2 separate regions of the Homo sapiens genome follow, and region 1 is linked to region 2. The links are chromatin loops, found by intact Hi-C in ENCODE. Cell type or tissue: HCT116. All regions are shown on one strand. Links, peaks and the distances in the headings refer to the core of each region. The heading gives the core; the rest is flanking DNA.

Evidence for each region. Hi-C counts contacts between places; a loop is a spot of excess contacts. Peaks named below come from ENCODE experiments on the same cell type or tissue, not always from the same donor. Only the 100,000 strongest peaks of a DNase experiment are listed, where the experiment ranks them.
Region 1: it touches region 2 in a loop (3.0-fold over the local background); 3 of 110 quality-filtered maps call a loop at or near these places.

The regions. Positions count from the first base shown.
Region 1 is chr1:53,807,010-53,815,009 of GRCh38, forward strand. It overlaps NDC1 (NDC1 transmembrane nucleoporin), which reads right to left. Exons shown (of 18, transcript NM_018087.5): 7 at 2,686-2,737; 8 at 647-782. It also overlaps the pseudogene LOC124904725. Among named protein-coding and RNA genes, the nearest start is that of NDC1, 27 kb to the right of the region's middle. RefSeq lists an enhancer at 4,530-5,064. In HCT116, for the core only: a CTCF peak has its summit at 4,764 (motif pointing left); a DNase peak (open chromatin) is centred at 4,752; H3K27ac peaks cover 572 bases.
Region 2 is chr1:53,481,425-53,491,005 of GRCh38, forward strand. No RefSeq gene overlaps it. Among named protein-coding and RNA genes, the nearest start is that of DMRTB1, 27 kb to the left of the region's middle. RefSeq lists an enhancer at 2,403-3,023. In HCT116, for the core only: a CTCF peak has its summit at 4,207 (motif pointing right); a DNase peak (open chromatin) is centred at 4,237.

The DNA of each region.
Region 1 (8,000 bases), core at 1-8,000, 320 kb after region 2:
GTCGAGGACAGATCATTTTGAGGTCAGGAGTTCGGCACCAACCTGGCCAACATGGTGAAACCCTGTCTCTACTAAAATTCAAAAAAAATTAGCCGGGCATGGTGGCACACGCCTGTAGTCCCAGCTACTCGGGAAGCTGAGGTGGGAGAATCACTTGAACCTGGGAGGCAGACGTTGCAGTGAGCCAAGATCAGGCCACTGCCCTCCAGCCTGGGTGACAGAGCGAGACCCTATCTCAAAAAAAAAAAAAAAAAAAAAAAAAAAATTCTTACTGCCACATATTTAAATATTTTAATAGTAGCTATGCCAATGACATGGAAAATTAATTTAAAATTCAAGTCCATTTAGTATGTACTCAGTAGAGAAATGGAAGCCCCCAGAAGACAACTAGGATGTCAATAAAGCATAGTGGCAGTCCATTCAGTTTAATCTCCAAAAATTAAGTGAATATCCACACTGTTCCTCTGAAAAAAAATACCACATAAATGGTGGTTACAAATGATATGGCCCCAAGAGTCTCAGAAGAGAGACCAAAAACCAGCTTACGGAAATGGTTTTGCGTGTGCTGATCAGTGTGCTCTGCTAAAAATCAACTGTGCACTCCAAAACACAAAAGTATTAAGAAAAAATATTTTAAAAAACATACCTCTGTGGCATAGATTTTGAAGAGTATCCATGAGACATACCAAGTCGTCAGGAGAAAGACACCACACAGCCAGACATGGTAGAGTAACGAGAGATTTAAGAGGCCACTCACTGTGTCAAGTGGCCTATGAACCTGCCTGTGAATGCAGAAATTACTATTAATCCTCTAGGAAAAATGCAATCTAAATATTAACACACTTAAGTCTCCACATTGAGACACAAATATTATGTCTAAATAACAATGTTGACAGACTCCTCTCCTTCGATATCTTTATAAAGCTCTTTCCCTAATACTTTCTTATGAGGTACATGAGGGAGCTTTAAGGGAAGAACAGACCTAAATCGGGGCTACAGTTTCCTGTGTTCAAAATCTTCACTGACTTTTACTACGAAGGAGGAATGAGCTAAGCCTATAAGCCTCACTACGAGCAGCTGGGTGAAAGTTTATTATTGTTGCTTTGTAGTCTAATACCTCAAAACCATTAAACATGACTAGTACTTCTCCTGGACCAGATTTCAGCTTTATCCTTATGCCCTATAAACCACAGATTCATAGTCGTTAAAAGCACATGCTACTAAACAATGTTAAAGCAATTTAAGACACTCTGTTAGACTGCTAAGTAAAGCTAATGCTGCCATCTTTCCAAAACTTTGACTAGATCAATTAGCAAAGTTATTATAATCCTACAACCAGCAATTATGAAAACCAGGATTGGAACCTGACTCTGCCATTTCTAAGTGTTGTGATTAGGTAAATCACTCCACCTATCCCACCAGCGGTTTCCTCATCCATATAAGAGTGGCATAATATGTTCATTCTTCCTCTTAGTCCTATTACAATTTTTAAAACAGCTTACATTAGGAGTGCCCAGCACAGTGCTTGACATTCACTGGGGGAGTCAACCAATGATGAAGTTATTTTTAACTTCTAAGTAAACATTTTACTGAGGCCCTGACATAAATGAAGGACAGATTATCAGGCACTCAGCCATATACACAAAACATTTTTTGAGTGCAAGGAAGAAAAAAATATTGTTAAATTTCTATCAAATGCCATTATTATTTTTCTCTTTCCATTTCACCTAGTTTAAAATCTGGGCTAAAACAATAAATGACTCATGCGTTTGGTTTCATACCTAGCAAGTAAGCAGAAGACAAAACTAAATTTTGCCTAGAAACTTTGAAAAGTGAGAAACCATAATATCTCTTAAATACCATGTATGTCAATATTCCCACTCCCTAAAACTGATATTAGTGAATTCCATATATGAAACAAAAACCCTCACAGTGGAATATACAATAAGAACAAACACTGAGAGAGACTGACTTTTATTCGGCAAATACAGATTAAACCTTTATGTGCAAAGTGCATAGAAGATTACTACAACAATATACAACCGTGCTGTCACTTGACTGCCACTTGTGACCTTCAACTGATTACCTGACCTTGCTCAATTTTGGTTTCCTCTCATAGGCTAAATTAGAATAATGCCACAGCATTGGTATATATCATGAGACACCAGAGAAGGAATGATTGTTGGGGAGAAAAACGAAACAGAGGCCTGGTCCATGCAACTCGAGAAAGCCACTTTTGTATAGTATAAAAGCTGCATCTAAGAACAATTATCATTGCTTACTTCTGCGGAGAACTGGGTGAGTGGAGACAGAGGAGGAGACTTTTTCATTTTATACCCTATTATTATTATTTTCTTTTTGAGACAGGGTCTCGCTCTATTGCCTAGGCTGGAGTGCAGTGGCACAATTATAGCTCACCGCATCCTTGAACTCCTGGGCTCAAGCGATCCTCCTGCCTCAACCTCCCAAGTAGCTGGGACTACAGGCAAGTACCACCAAGTCCTGCTAATTTTACCCTTTTATACACCTTTGGAATTTTAAACCATATAAACTATATGTATTCAAAAATGAATACAATTTTTAAAAAAATGTTAAAGGCAAAATCTAAACAAAATATCTGGAAAATAGCAAACATCTAAAAGAATGGAAACAGAGTTAAAATTAGACTTTTTAGGTATCACTTACTCATCTATGTGAAGGTTCATAGCAGTGCTAATCCAAGCTTTGGGAATATAGCCTGAAGGGAAAAAATACCAAGCTATGAACATAAAAAGTTATAAAACAAGTTTTAGTCAAGCTTTAGAATATAAGGTCAATGACATGGCCACACAGACACCAAGACCTCAGTCAAAATGTTAGACTTATTAGGAATGAGTAGGAAAAGACAGTACTTATTAACACAGGCAGTCTTTGCTTTGTACAGTTCTGATATATACACATTTCAGTTACCATGGTTTAGTTAAAAAATACCAGTCACCCAAAAATGCAGTTCAAACTCTAGTTACTGTGGTATATTAACTATAAGCAACTGCATATAGCACTTCTAACTTTTCAGGACACAAATCAATATGTAGATAACCGATGTGCATTATAATCTGTGACCCAATCCCATCAATTCTCTCAAAGTCTGTTGCTGATTGGTCACTTGGATCTGTTATTCAGTACAGACACAGACAGCAAAGCATGTAGTTGTGTTGCCTCCTTGTTTCCCACAATAAATCCAAATGATACTTTTAAAAAATGAATAGCTAAAACAGGAAAGTAGTGCTTGCTTCAGCAGCACATATACTAAAATTGGAATTGCGCATACTAAAAGGGGAATTGCGCATGACCCCTGCGCAAGGATGACATGCAAATTCATGAAGCGTTCCATAAAAAATAAAATGGTTTTAATTAAAAAAAAGAAGAAACTGGCAAAAAAAAAAAAAATCAAAGTGCAACAAAGAAATGAAAAGTGATAATGCTGAAAACGAAATTTGAATTGAACATAAATGAAGTTATAGGAGAAAGAGCAAATCATGGAAATGATCATAGTCACAAAAATAGCCCAAATAAACAACTCTAGAGGAACAACCAGGCTGACTGTATGTAGTAGGTCAATACATTGCAATGAGGCTGAGCGTGATGGCTCATGCCTATAATCCCAGTACTCTGGGAGGCCAAGGTGGGAGGATCACTTGAGGCCAAGAGTTCAAGACTAGCCTGGGCAACATAGCAAGACCCCATCTCTAAAAGAAAAGAGACACTACTAATCATGATGGCAGATGGGTGGCAGGACTAGATTGCAGCTCCAAACAGGGCAGCTTGCAGATGCTTGTGTTGTGATTTTTAGCTCCAGATCGACTGCAAGAACAAACCAGCAATCACAAGAGGACCCACAGACCCTCTGAAGGAAGCAGACTGCTCCTGAGGACCCGGGAGACACCCCAAATACTGTGAGTGCCCCAACTGTGGAAGTGGAAAAGGAAGACCCTCCTCTTCTGAACACACACCCCCACTGGAGAAGGTGAAGGTCTGTCTGTGGGAGAAGTTTCTGACCTTACCTGGAGCTGAACCAGTTTAGAGAGTCAAGCGAAATACAGGGGTAGAGGAAGCAGCAGAAAGGCCCTGGGAGCTTGCTGCACTCCCTAGCAGGCCATTCCTGCCTGGCACCACAGGGATCCATCAGAAGGTTGACCAGAGGAGCAGGGAGTAAAACTCCACAGGGAAAAGGAAATCTCCAGCTGAACTTTGTAACAATTTAAATGGGGCAAGAAGCCTCCTGGCCAGAACTTGGGGGAGAGGGCAAATCTAATGTGTAGACTCCACAGGTGGGGCAAGAACCAAGCTCTTTTCTCTCCCAGCTGGGAGGCGGGTAGCCCAGGGCAAGTTTTCAAGCCCATCTGGCCTTCCACCTGGAAACAGACTCAGGGCTGTTGCAGGGCGGTGGGAGTGAGACTGGCCCTTTGGTTTGCATGGGACCTGGGTGAGGCCTGTGACTGCCACTTTCCCCCACTTCCCTGACAGCCTGCATGACTCAGCAGAGGCAGCCATAATCCTCCTAGGCACACAACTCCAGTGACCTAGGAATCTAACTCCCATTCCCCACAGCAGCTGCAGCAAAAACTGACCCAGGAGAGTCTGAGCTCAGACTCGCCTATCCCCACCCCCACCTGATGGTCCTTCCCTACCTCAATACAAAGGACATATAATCTTGGGAGTTCTAGGGCCCCACCCACTGCCAGTCCCTCTCCACACTACTACAGCTGAGGTTTTCCGGAAAGCGCCACCTCCTGGCAGGAGGCCCAATCAGCACAAAAGTAGAGCATTAAACCACCAAAGCTAAGAACCCTCATGGAGTCCACTGCACCCCCTCACCACCTCCACTGGAACACGCACTGGTATCCATGCCTGAGAGACCCAGAAACAGTTCACATCACAGGACTCTGTGCAGACAACCCCCAGTATCAGCCCAGAGACAGGCAGACTCGCTGGGTGGCTAGACCCAGAAGAGAAACAACAATCACTGCAGTTCGGCTCACAGGAAGCCACATCCATAGGAAAAGGCGGAGAGTACTGCATCAAAGGAACACCTCGTGGGACAAAAGAATGTGAACAACAGCCTTCAGCCCTAGACCTTCCCTCTGACAGAGCCTACCCAAATGAGAAGGAACCAGAAAACCAACCCTGGTAATATGACTATACAAGGCTCTTCAACACCCCCAAAAAAAATCACACTAGTTCACCAGTAATGGATCCAAACCAAGAAGAAATCCCTGACTTAACCTGAAAAAGAATTCAGGAGGTTAGTTATTAGGCTAATCAGGGAGGGACCAGAGAAAGGCGAAGCCCAATGCAAGGAAATCCAAAAAATGATACAAGAAGTGAAGGGAGAAATATTCATAGAAATAGATAGCTTAAAGAAAAAACAATAAAAAATTCAGGAAACTTTGGATTCACTTTTAGAAATGCGAAATGCTCTGGAAAGTCTCAGCAATAGAATTTAACAAGTAGAAGAAATTCAAAGCTTGAAGACAAGATCTTCAAATTAACCCAATCCAACAAAGACAAAGAAAAAAAAGGAGAATATGGACAAGGTCTCCAAGAAGTCTGGGATTATGTTATACGACCAAACTTAAGAATAATCGATGTTCCTGAGGAAGAAGAGAATTCTAAATGCTTGGAAAACATATATGGGGGAATAATCAAGGAAAACTTCCCTGGCCTTGCTAGACCTAGACATCCAAATACAAGAAGCACCAAAGAACACCTGAAAAATTCATCACAAAAAGATCTTTGCCTAGGCACACTGTCATCAGGTTATCCAAAGTTAAGACGAAGGAAAGGATCTTTAAGAGCTGTGAGACAGAAGCACCAGGTAACCTATAAAGGAAAACCTATCAGATTAACAGCAGATTTATCAGCAGAAACCCGACAAGCTAGAAGGGATTGGGGCTCTATCTTCAGCCTCCTCCAACAAAACAATTATCAGCCAAGAATTTTGTATCCAGCGAAACTAAGCATCATATATGAAGAAAACATACAGCCTTTTTCAGACAAATAAATGCTGAGAGAATTCGCCATTACCAAGCCACCATTACAAGAACTGCTAAAAGGAGCTCTAAATCTTGAAACAAATTCTGGAAACACATCAAAACAGAACCTCTTTAAAGCATAAATCAAACAGGACCTATAAAACAAAAATACATGTTGAAAAGCAAAAACAAAAAGCAAACAAACAAGTACACAGGCAACAAAAAGCATGGTGAATTCGATGGTACCTAATATTTCAATACTAACATTGAATGTAAATGGCCTAAATCCTCCACTTAAAAGATACAGAACCACAGAATGGATAAGAACTCACCAACTAACCATCTGCTGCCTTCAGGAGACTCACCTAACACACAAGGACCCACATAAACTTAAAGTAAAAGGGTGGAAAAAGGCATTTCATGCAAGTGGACACTAAAAGCAAGCAGAGGTAGCTATTCTTATATCAGACAAAACAAATTTTAAAGCAACAGCAGTTAAAAGAGACAAAGAGGGACATTATATAATGTTAAAAGGTCTCGTCCAACAGGAAAATATCACAATCCTAAACATATATGCATCTAACATTGGAGCTCCCAAATTTATAAAACAATTACTAACAGACCTAAGAAATGAGATAGACAGCAACACGATAGTGGGGGACTTCAATAATCCACTGACGACACTAGATAGGTTATGAGAACAGAAAGTCAACAAAAAAACAATGGATTTAAACTATACCTGGAACAAATGGACTTAACAGATAGATACAGAACATTTCATCCAACAGCCATAGAATACACATTCTATTCAACAGCACATGGAACTTTCTCCAAGATAGACCATATGATAGGCCATAAAACAAACCTCAATAAATTTCAGAAAACTGAAATTATATCAAGCACTCTCTCAGATCACAGTGGAATAAAACTGGAAATCAACTCCAAAAGAAACCTTCAGAACCATGCAAATACATGGCAATTAAATAATCTGCTCCTGAATGAGCACTGGGTCAAAAACTAAATCAAGATGGAAATTAAAAAATTTTTTGGCTGGGCGCAGTGGCTCATGCCTGTAATCCCAGCACTTTGGGAGGCCAAGGCGGGTGGATCACGAGGTCAGGAGATCGAGACCATCCTGGCCAACACTGTGAAACCCCGTCTCTACTAAAAATACAAAAAAATGTAGCCGGGCGTGGTGGCGGGCACCTGTAGTTCCAGCTACTCAGGAGGCTGAGGAAGGAGAATGGCGTGAACCCGGGAGGTGGAGCTTGCAGTGAGTCAAGATCGCGCCATCGCACTCCAGCCTGGGCAACAGAGCAAGACTCCGTCTCAAAAAATAAATAAATAAATAAATAAAAAATAATTTTTTGAACTGAATGACAATAATGACACAACCTATCAAAACCTCTGGGATACAGCAAAGGCGGTGCTAAGAGGAAAGTTCATAGCCCTAAGCACCTACATCAAAAAGAGTGAAAGAGCACAAACTGACATTCTAAGGTCACACCTCAAGGAACTAGAGAAATAACAAATCAAACCCAAACCCAGCTGAAAAAAGGAAATAACTGAGATCAGAGCAGAACTAAATGAATTTGAAACAAAAACAACAACAAAAATACAAAAGATAAATGAAACAAAAAGCTGGTTCTTTGAAAAGATAAGTAAAACTGATAGACCATTAGCAAGATTAACCAAAAAAAGAAGAGAGAAAATCCAAATAACCTCACTAAGAAACAAAACAGGAGATATTACAACTGACACCACTGAAATATGAAAGATTGTTCACAACTACTATGAACAACACCTTTACGCACATAAACTGCCAAACCTAGAAGAGACAGATAAATTCCTGGAAAAATACAACCTTCCTAGCTTAAATCAGGAAGAATCAGATAACCTGAACAGACCAATAACAAGCAGTGAGATTGAAATGGTAATTTTAAAATTACCAACAAAAAAAAGTCCAGGACCAGATGGATTCACAGC
Region 2 (9,581 bases), core at 824-8,823:
GCCAGTAGCCAGACTCAGCTGCCTTTCTAATGCGGAAGAGCAGCTGATGAGTAGAGCATCAGGGCTCCAAGGCAGAGGGCTCTGTGCTGTGACACTGGGGGCACGTCACTCCCACCTGCCACCCAACCTGCCTAAGACATTCCACGCTCCCTTGGATCTGCTGGGTCACAAGGTCTGTGTGTCAGGGCAGCTCGCACTGTAGCCAGACCTAATGCACAGCCCTTTCTTACTTGGAGCCCCTCCAAAACTGGCAGCCTCACCAGTTTCCCAGGAAGTAGGTCAGAGCCGCACTCCCAGGTGTGGTGTACGCATCCTCGGAAATCCAGAGGTCCTGCCAGCACCATGCCTCTTATCTACTGGCAGATGGTACAAGGTATAGCCATGTACCTTTCAGAGGAGAATTCCAAATTCTGTTACCTCCTGCCTGCTGGTCTCCTACTGGAAGCCAGAGAGTGCAGGAGCCCAGGAGATGCTGTCTGTGGGGGTCAGCCCCCTGCACACGGAGCAGGGTGGAGGCTGCATCTGCTTGTGACCTGCAGAGGGAGAGTAACCACCCCCACACGACACGCATCAGGTCAGTCCCCTGCCCCCAACCCACCAATGGCCTCTACTGCTCTTCAAATAACCCCCTGACCCTTGGCCTGGGCCTTGAGATTTGGAGCCATCTGGCCCCCACCAGGTTGGTACATGAGAGACACTCATCATTGGTCCAGGACACCTTCACTTGTTTGTTTGTTTGTTTTTAATAATGTGATAAGCACCCATGAATCCATTGCTCCAGACAAAAATCCAGGCCCGGACAGTATCTGACCTCCAGCCAGCGGACCCCCATTGACTCTCACCTCTCCGGCCTCAGCAGCCAGAACCCGGAATCCCTTTGCCTCCTGCACTTGCTTTGCTTGTTGGATTTCATTGCATCCATGTGTATGCCTAGATGGTCTTTTGAACAGCTGTTTTAGGATGTAGTCTTTGGGGCGAGGCTTCCTCACTGAATATGACGTTGCTCACATTCACCCATGGTGTGGTGTTGTGTGCTGCTGCCTTCTCTGCTACAGGGTACTCTGGGGGCATCCTGGGGTTCTCGTGCTCTTCCTCTGGCATGTGGGCATGCAGGTTACGCTGCGGGGAGCAGGGCTGCTGTGGATGTCACTGCCCAGGTCCTTGTTGGTCCACCTCTCCCCACACCTGCTACTCCCCTTCCTTTCTCTCACCCCCCGCATGCCAGCCACACTGGCCTTTCTCCATTCCTTTGAGCTCGTCCCCACCTTGGGCCTTTGCTCCTACCGTTTCCTCTCCCAGGAATGCTCTCCTTGCCTGGCTCGTCCTCATTCTGGTTCAGCTTGATGGCATCTTCTCAGATGCCTGCCCCAACCCACTGGGCTCTGTAGCCCTCCCCTCCAAACATCTGTCCCCTTGAGGGCAAAGTATTCCTGGGGGGCTAAGGGAGGGACTCCAGCAGATGTGGCTGGAGCACAGGGTGAGAGGGTGGGGCAAGAGATGCGCTGGAAGCGGTTGGAGAACAGATGCCGGAAGGGCCTTGAATGTCATGCCAAGCAGGTCCGAACACGCCCCAGGCTTCAAAGTGTGTTAGGATCCAAGCCCCAGAGGAGGCCTCCGGCAGCCAGAGCACTCCCCTAGGCCCTTGAGGAAGGGCAGCTACTACATGTGCTTCAATATGAGGCAAGAGGTTCTCCCCAAATATGGCCCTCAGAAAAGAGGGGGTTGCTCGTTTTGAGTCTATATAGTTTCACAGTTTTTAGGGGGCACTTGTTACTTTATTTTGAAAATCAAAGTTGTGGCTGGAGAATGCACGTTAGATTAAAACATCCTCAGCTGTTATGGATGCTCCTGAGGGCTACCTGCAAAAGTGGTGGAAGGAGGATGTGGAGAACCTTCTTACTAACAGGCACCATCCAGAGCGGTGTGACCCGGGAAAGGTGACAGTGCCTGAGGCCACTCAGCCAGGCTGCGTTCTTTGAAGCATGGGGGCTACACAGCGCAGGTTCATCCTCCTTGTTTTCAGAAGGGGAAACCAAGGCCTGGGGAGGTGAGTGACTTCCCGAGGAGCAGAGCCAGGCCTGGAATGCAGCATCTCTGCCTCCAAGCGCTTCCAGCTTTTTCAGTGTAAATGCAGGGCAACGCGAAGGGCACAAGGGACACAGACCTTTCTGCTTTCTTGGCCTTGGTGGCATAGATGATGCTGTTGTGGGGAGCATCAGCTTTGCAGCCAGGAGACCTGAGTTCTAATTCGCAGCTTCTTCCCGACCCAGCTGTGTGACCTCAGGCAAGTTACCTCCCCTTCTCTAAGCTGGCTTCTCTGCGAGTGGAATGATAGCAGTGCCCTTTCCTGGGCTGCTGTGAGGCTGCAGCCTCTGCAGAGGTGGGAGGGGGTCAGGCCCGTGAGTGTGGGAGCCAGGGGTGTGAAGGGGACACCAGGGTGGGGTAGGGGAGCTGTGTCCTCTCTCTGAAGTGGCCAATGGGGCAGCTAGGATGTGGCCCTGCTCAAGGGGGCCCAGGTGCAGCAGAGCAGGGGCAGGAGGGGCCTGGGTGGCCATTCAGCTGCACTCACAGCCCTGTGCCCAGCAGGTCCAATGGTTCTCACCATGGGAACATGTGTTTGCCACCACAGGCCTTGGATATCCTGTAAAACTCACAATTTGTTCAAAAGAATAAAGAGCATGAAAGGGGCTGCCCGGCCTTCATCCAGGGCTGGCAGTGGTGGGAACGGCCCCGAGGCTGCTTTCCATTTAAACAAGATTTGGAGGCGTCTGTTCTGTCAGAGCTCTGGGTCGGGAAGCCCTCCCCGGCACAGATCGTGTGCTCGACTCAGGCTTTGGATGGAGGACATAGGACCTCACTTCCCCATCTGTAAACAAGGGTAACGATGGGGTTATGACATGTGATAAAGGATGAATGTATGCAAAGTGCTTAGGCCTCAGTGGGAGAGCAGGTGCTGGGAAGGGTTATCGTTATTTCTATAGGAGACAGATGTGTGCAGACTGACCCCCGAGGAGCAGCACTGAGATTCAGGGAGACTGGGTCTGGGGGACATGGGAGGACCCTGATCTGCTGGAAGAGGCAGGGAAGCTTTCCTTGGTGGAAACAAGGGACAGGGTAGACAGAGGTGGGTCCCAGCAGAAAAAGTGGCATGTGTAAAGGCTCTCAGGCGGGAACAAGGTTTTCATATTTGAGGAGCTAATAGAAACTCCCCAGGGCTGAGAGGCAGGGGCCAGGTCGCACGGGATCATGCCTTAGAGGCTACCAGCCTGGGCATCAGTGAATGCTTCCCAAAAAGTGACACACGGGCTTGGTGTCAAGGAGCAAGAAGGCATTAGTATTGTACAGAAGGGTGTCCCAGGCAGAAGGAACAGCATCTTCGGAGGCCTGGAGTCCAGGGAGCGCAGGCACAGTGTATGGTGAGGCCATGCCGGGCCTGGGCCGGGCCAGCTCCCATCCCTGTCTGTTGGTCAGGAGGACGCAGTTTCACTTTGTCCCACTCGCCTCTACCTCCGGGAGACTCAGCACACCCAGTGTATGCAGCCAGCTAACAGGGATGAGATGTGCTGTCTGCTGAGCTGGCTCTGGAGACCCAGGTGCCATTTGGAGCCTGTGAGACCCCTTCTTAGGGGAGTCTCAGCCAAGAATCAGGACAGCACCCGGATCTCTGGCCTAAGTGGGTGATGTGCTGAGATGGGAAAGTAGGAGAAGGGTTTTGGGGTGCTGAGCAGGAATGTCTGTGAGAAGCTGCAGAAGGGGTGGGGGGCAGCTTCCTGGGGCTGAGCTCAGGAGGGCACCCTGCACTGGGGATGGAGAGCGGATGCTGTCCGCGCAGATGTGGTGTGCAGTCCTAAGGGGCAGGGTGCCTGCGGACAGGGACGGAAGCCTGAAAAGGAGGCAGCCGGGGGATGGAAAGAAAGCCGGGACAGGCGGGAGAGGCCTGGGTTCCGAGTAGTGGGCTGAGAGTGGCACTAAAGAGAACAAGAAGGGTATTGGAGTGATCGTGAGGTGGTAAGAGACAAGTGAGTGTCAACACATCCTTTACAAATTAGGCTATCACCAGGAGGACAGAAATAGGGAGGAAGAGACGAGGGAAGGGGTCTGTGGGGGCCAGCGGGGATCAGCAGCCTCCAAGGTTCTTTGGGTTCCAATCTTCCCTGACGACTTGGTTTATTTATGGCCAGGGGCTTGTGGGGAAGGCAAAGGAGTGGCCGCGAGGGGGCGCCAGGACCTAGCCCAAGCCCTCCTCCAAGCGGAGACTGGGACGCTCTCGTCTTTACTCAATGTGTTTCCAAGGGGATGTGAGCTGCGATGACAATTTTGAGTTTCCATGAAGCAGGGTCTCTCCTGTCCTCCATCAGAGACTTGCGGCCAGTCCTGCCAGTGCCCTCTAGGCCCCCATTTCCGTTGGTCCGTGGTGGTGCCCTCCTCACCCAGGTGGTGTGGAAGTGGAGGGGTGGATGGGAGGCACGGGCTGAGAGAGGGCCCACGGGGCCTATGCCTCCCTGCCCGGCCCCACCCATGCCCCGTGGGGCCCCGTGAGTGCTCTTGCCTGTAAGGACGCCTCCCAGCTCCGAGGATATTTATTCACCAGCCCGACCTCCACAAGCACGTGGGAAGTCACCAGGACTATGTTGGTGAGGAAACTGAGGCACAGGCCACTGCATGCTTTCACGCTCACCTGCCTGAAAATCCCCGCTGCAGGGAAGGCTGCACTCTGGGCTCTGGGGCTAGGGTGGGCTGTTTCTTCTCTATTTGCTGCGAGTACCCAGTCAGAAACCACACGGGACCAGGGTTAGGAGCTGCAGATACACAAACCAGCCCAGTAGAAGGCGGTCTCCTCACAGAAAGAGCACTGAGTCCAAATGCAGCCCTGGTGCAGGGGCTTCCAATGTTAGATGCTCTGTGGGGAGGCCAGGAATCTGCATTTGGAGTACTTGCCCCAAGTGGATCTGAAGGCAGGGTTGGGTGTGAGACAACCCTATGAGAAGCCACTCTATAGATGAAGGTAGCTTGTTAAGGGCACGAGGCTGGACTGCTGCTGCCGAGCCCCAAAGTCACATTTATCCCTTTCTTCCTTTGTTTAACAGGCATCAACCCATGGGGGGCCCTTGCTGTGCCCAGGGTGCTCAGAGAGAATTTACAACCAGTCCAGCCTCCGAGAGACTCGCAGGCTAGAGGGGAGACACTCACCTACAGCAAGCAATGAGTGCAATGTGATCATTGCACCTGGGAAGCTTGAAGGAAGAGTGCTCCGGACAGAAGGAACAGCACGGACAAAGGCCTGGAAGCAAGAGGCAAGGCTGAAAAGAGCAGGGCCAGGGAGAAGGCTGAGTGACAGGAGGAGGGCCAGGGCTCAGGTACAGAGGGGCAGAGCCCTCACCAAGGCCTTTGAACCTTAAACTGGGGCTGGGAGAGCCTGGGCGTGTCTCACACCGCTCTGCAACTGTCCTTTTACTTGAAAGTCTCCCACCATCCTGAGGACTCCCATGGCTGGTGAACTCTGTGAACCCACTCCTGGCAGGAGCCCTGGCACCCCCCGAACACCACACTCTAGTGTCAAGCTGTCCCCACTGGAATGCAGGTTGGGAAGGAGGCAATGGAGTGGGGTGGGTGGGAGCTGAGGTTGCAAAATTTGGTGGAAATGGGTGGGGATGGAGGCAGTGGGGAAGGGGAGGCGGTGGGGAAGGGGAGGCGGGGAGCTGCTGATTTGTTTTAGAGCAAGAGGCTCTGGGCTGCTTTCTAAGCTGCAGCATCAAAGGCTGCCTGGAAACATGTACAGAATAAGGTGGAATATTATGGAAATTGTCCTCCCTGCTTTGTGGCCTGGGAATTCATGATGATTGAGAAGAATTTCCCCTGGTCTCATATTTATCCCTCTCTTTGAAAGTAAAGCTTTTGGATCAAATAAATAAAAATTATGGTCATACATTTCTTCTGAACTCAGCTGACTTCACCAGCCATACTGTAAATGGATGGAACTTTTTAAAAGCTGTTCTTCCAGGGTTGGAGGGTCAAGCGGACTTGCCTCTTGAGAGTCAGCGTGGTAAGGTTCCAGTGTTCATCCTTCCTGCCATCATGCTTCTGGTCACTGGCACCAAGAGTGACCTGGCAGTGGAGGGCTCTGGCACCATCCTGACGTGGCCACGCCAGGGTCTTGTGCGAGTCCCTTAGACTTGTTGAGCCTCCGTGTCTTCTCTGCCAGGATGGATTAATTATACCTACTGATCATTCATGTTTATTTTTCCTAAAGTAATATAAACACATTGTTTCAAAAAATCTAATGGAACTATTGGCCAAGAAAGAAAACCAACAGTCCTCAAATTATCCCCATCTCAACCAGTTCCAACCCAGTTCCACTTTCCAGAGGCAGCTGCTCAAGTCCTCAAGCTGCTTCTGTCTTCCCTTTCATACCTCAGTCCAGCATGTTAAAAACGCTGTTTCCCCCGTCTCTACTAAAAATATAAAAAATAGTGAGGTGTGGTGGCGGGCGCCTGTAGTCCCAGCTACTCAGGAGGCTGAGGCAGGAGAATGGCGTGAACCCGGGAGGCAGAGCTTGCAGTGAGCCGAGATTGCGCCACTGCACTCCAGCCTGGGCAACAGAGTGAGACTCCGTCTAAAACAAACAAACAAAAAATCGCTGTTTCTCGCTCCTCCGAGAGACATTTCTATGGGCTTCCTGGGCAGGGCAGTGGGAACCTGCCTTTCTCCCGACGCTCCCACACTTCCTCTTCCCCAGCTCCTGGTAGTCAGAGCACATACGTTTTCACTAAATCGATATTCTGGATTTATGTTGTCATGATTATGTAAATATTTACTAATCCAAGTACTGTAATCTGATTAGTTTCTTTTCCTCATGCTTTTACCGTTTTCTGGAATTAATAATTGCCTGTTTTCTCACTGGCCTAGCTGTCTACGTTTCTATTGCTAATTCTTCCCCAGACCTTCTAATAGCGACGTCCAGCACCTCTCACATCACTCTCATACCCACCAATGCATCCAAGCATCTGGCTCTGCTAGCCCTGGACCAGCCCTCCACTTCCTACAACCCAGCTGTCCACTTGGACTCTGCTTGCCACTCTCCTGCACTGGGATCCTTGTTTGCAAGAGGTCTTGGCTTATTCCCTCAGTTTAGGAGAGCTTTCCTCTGATAACTTTTTGAAAAAAAATTTAGAAAATACTTCTTTTTGGCAGTGCGCGGTGGCTAATACCCATAATCCCAGTACTTTGGGAGGCCAGGCGAGTGGATCACTTGAGCTCAGCAATTTGAGACCAGCTTGGGCAGCATGGTGAAACCCTGTCTCTAAAAAAACAAAACAAAACAAAAATTGTGTGGTGGTGCACGCCTGTAGTCCCAGCTACTGGGGAGGCCAAGGTGGGAGGTTCATGAGCCTGGGAGGTGGAGGCTGCAGTGAGCCGAGATCACACCACTGCACTCCAGCCTGGGTGACAGAGTAAGACCCTGTCTCAAAAAAAAAAAAAGAAAACAATTTTTTTTTGTAGTTTTCGCACGTCTGAAAATTCCTTATTCTATGCTCACCCTTGATTAATAGTTCAGCTGGGCATAGAATCCTGGATTAAAAATTGCTTTCATTGAAAAATTTTAAGTCTTTTGCTCTACAGTTTTCTATCTCCCAGTGTTGCTTTGAGAAATGTGATGAGATACTGTTTCATATTTTTGTAAGAGGCTTTCTTTTTTTCCTCCTCCTTCTCCTTTTAGGATCCCTCCTTCATCCCTGCTCTTCAGAACTTTTCGAATGCCATGTCTTGGCACGGGCCCTTTTAATCTGTAGCACTGGGCACTCAGTGAGCCCTGTCAAGCTGGTGGCTTATATCCCTTGGTCTTCAACATTTTTCTTCTGTTGCTTCTTTGATAACGTTCTTTCCTCCATGTTCTCTTTTCCCCCTTTCCGGAACTTTTTTTTTTTTGAAATGGAGTCTTGCTCTGTCACCCAGGCTGGAGTGCAGTGGCATGATCTTGGCTCACTGCAAGCTCCATCTCCCAGGTTCAAGCGATTCTCCTACCTCAGCCTCTCAAGTAGCTAGGATTACAGGTGTCCGCCACCAAGCCTGGCTAATTTTTGTATTTTTAGTAGAGATGGGGCTTTACCATCTTGGCAAGGCTGGTCTTGAACTCCTGACCTCGTGATCCACCCACCTTGGCCTCCCAAAGTGCTGGGATTACAGGTGCGAGCCACTGCGCCCAGCCGGGAATTTTTATTGGTCAGATACCAACTTCCTGGATTGATATTCAAACCTTCTCATTAATTTTTCCCTATTTTTCATTTATGTGCTTACTCTCTTACCTTCAAACTTTCTATCAGAGCTTTAATTTTGGTTATCTTTTCTGTTTGTTGGTTTTGGTTTTTTTCTGCTGCCTGCATTATCTCTGTTTCCCCCAGCTTTTGTTTGTTTGTTTGTTCCTGGTGATCCTTGGTAGATGACTGGTATAAGAGTGAGGCACTAAAAAGCCAATGGGAAGCTCTGTGAGCCTGATTGGACGGGTGAGGCTTGTTGACTATGAGCTTCACTGGGGTGACCTAGGGGCAAGTCAGCTTCTTGGGGTGGGCTCAAAATGCCCATTTCTAGAGGCCAGTTTTTCCAGAGAAGCATCTCCACCTTCCTGTCCAAATAGCCACTTGGTGTTTCTGCATCAGAATCCCCTCTGGTCCAGTTTCTGTGAAGGATAAACCATCATCTACTGGTCTTCTGGGAGTGGGATGTGAGTGGCGGAGGGAGGACTAGCTGCTTGGTTTTCGGGGGGCCCCAGGGAGTCTAATAGCTCCTACACTGACTGTCAACCAACCCAGTCCCCTCTTTTTACTCCACCCTGTCTCCCACCTTCCTCAGGACTTGGTGCCTCTGAGTCCTGGGTGTTTCTGGGCTCTGTGGGAGACCCTGCCCATGTCTGGCAGTGCCCCTCGGCAGTCTCCAGCTGCTTCTGCCACCAGCCCAGGCTCCACTTCCTGCTGGCTCCCATCTCCCATCAGCGCCTCTCCTGTTCTGACAGCTCCTTTTATTTCTTTATCATCACCTTAATGGGGTTTAGAAGGAGATGAGATAAACACTTATGTCCAGTCTGTCTCTGCCATTTCAGTTACACTTTGCTCACATCAGGCAATCTGGGGAAGCCAAAGAAACATCATCATTATTATAACAGCTAATATTTATCCAGCACATTCTCTATTCCAAGAGCCCCGTTAAGCATGTTACAATGTATTATCTCATGGGATTCTTACTATCACACTAGGAAGGAAGTTACAGATGTGGAATGGGCTCAGAGATGGGGGTGACTTGTCCAGGGGCACCCTACGAGCCCATCCAGACCTCTCTGCAGGAGTCAGCCCCCTGGGCAGTCGTGGTACACTGACCTCTCCAGCCTCCCTCTTGCCCTCCCCCAACCCTGCTCCACTGGCCCGAACTACCCTGTGTTCTGCTCACCAGGGCTCACCCTCTCATTTCCACACTTTTGCATGGGCTGTTCCCCTGGAAAAGGAGCAAAACATGTTGGGAGAGAGCGTGCCTGTGAAACAAAAATGAGCCAGGCTCCCGGGCTGTGGCGGAAGCCCCCACTCACCTTCTAT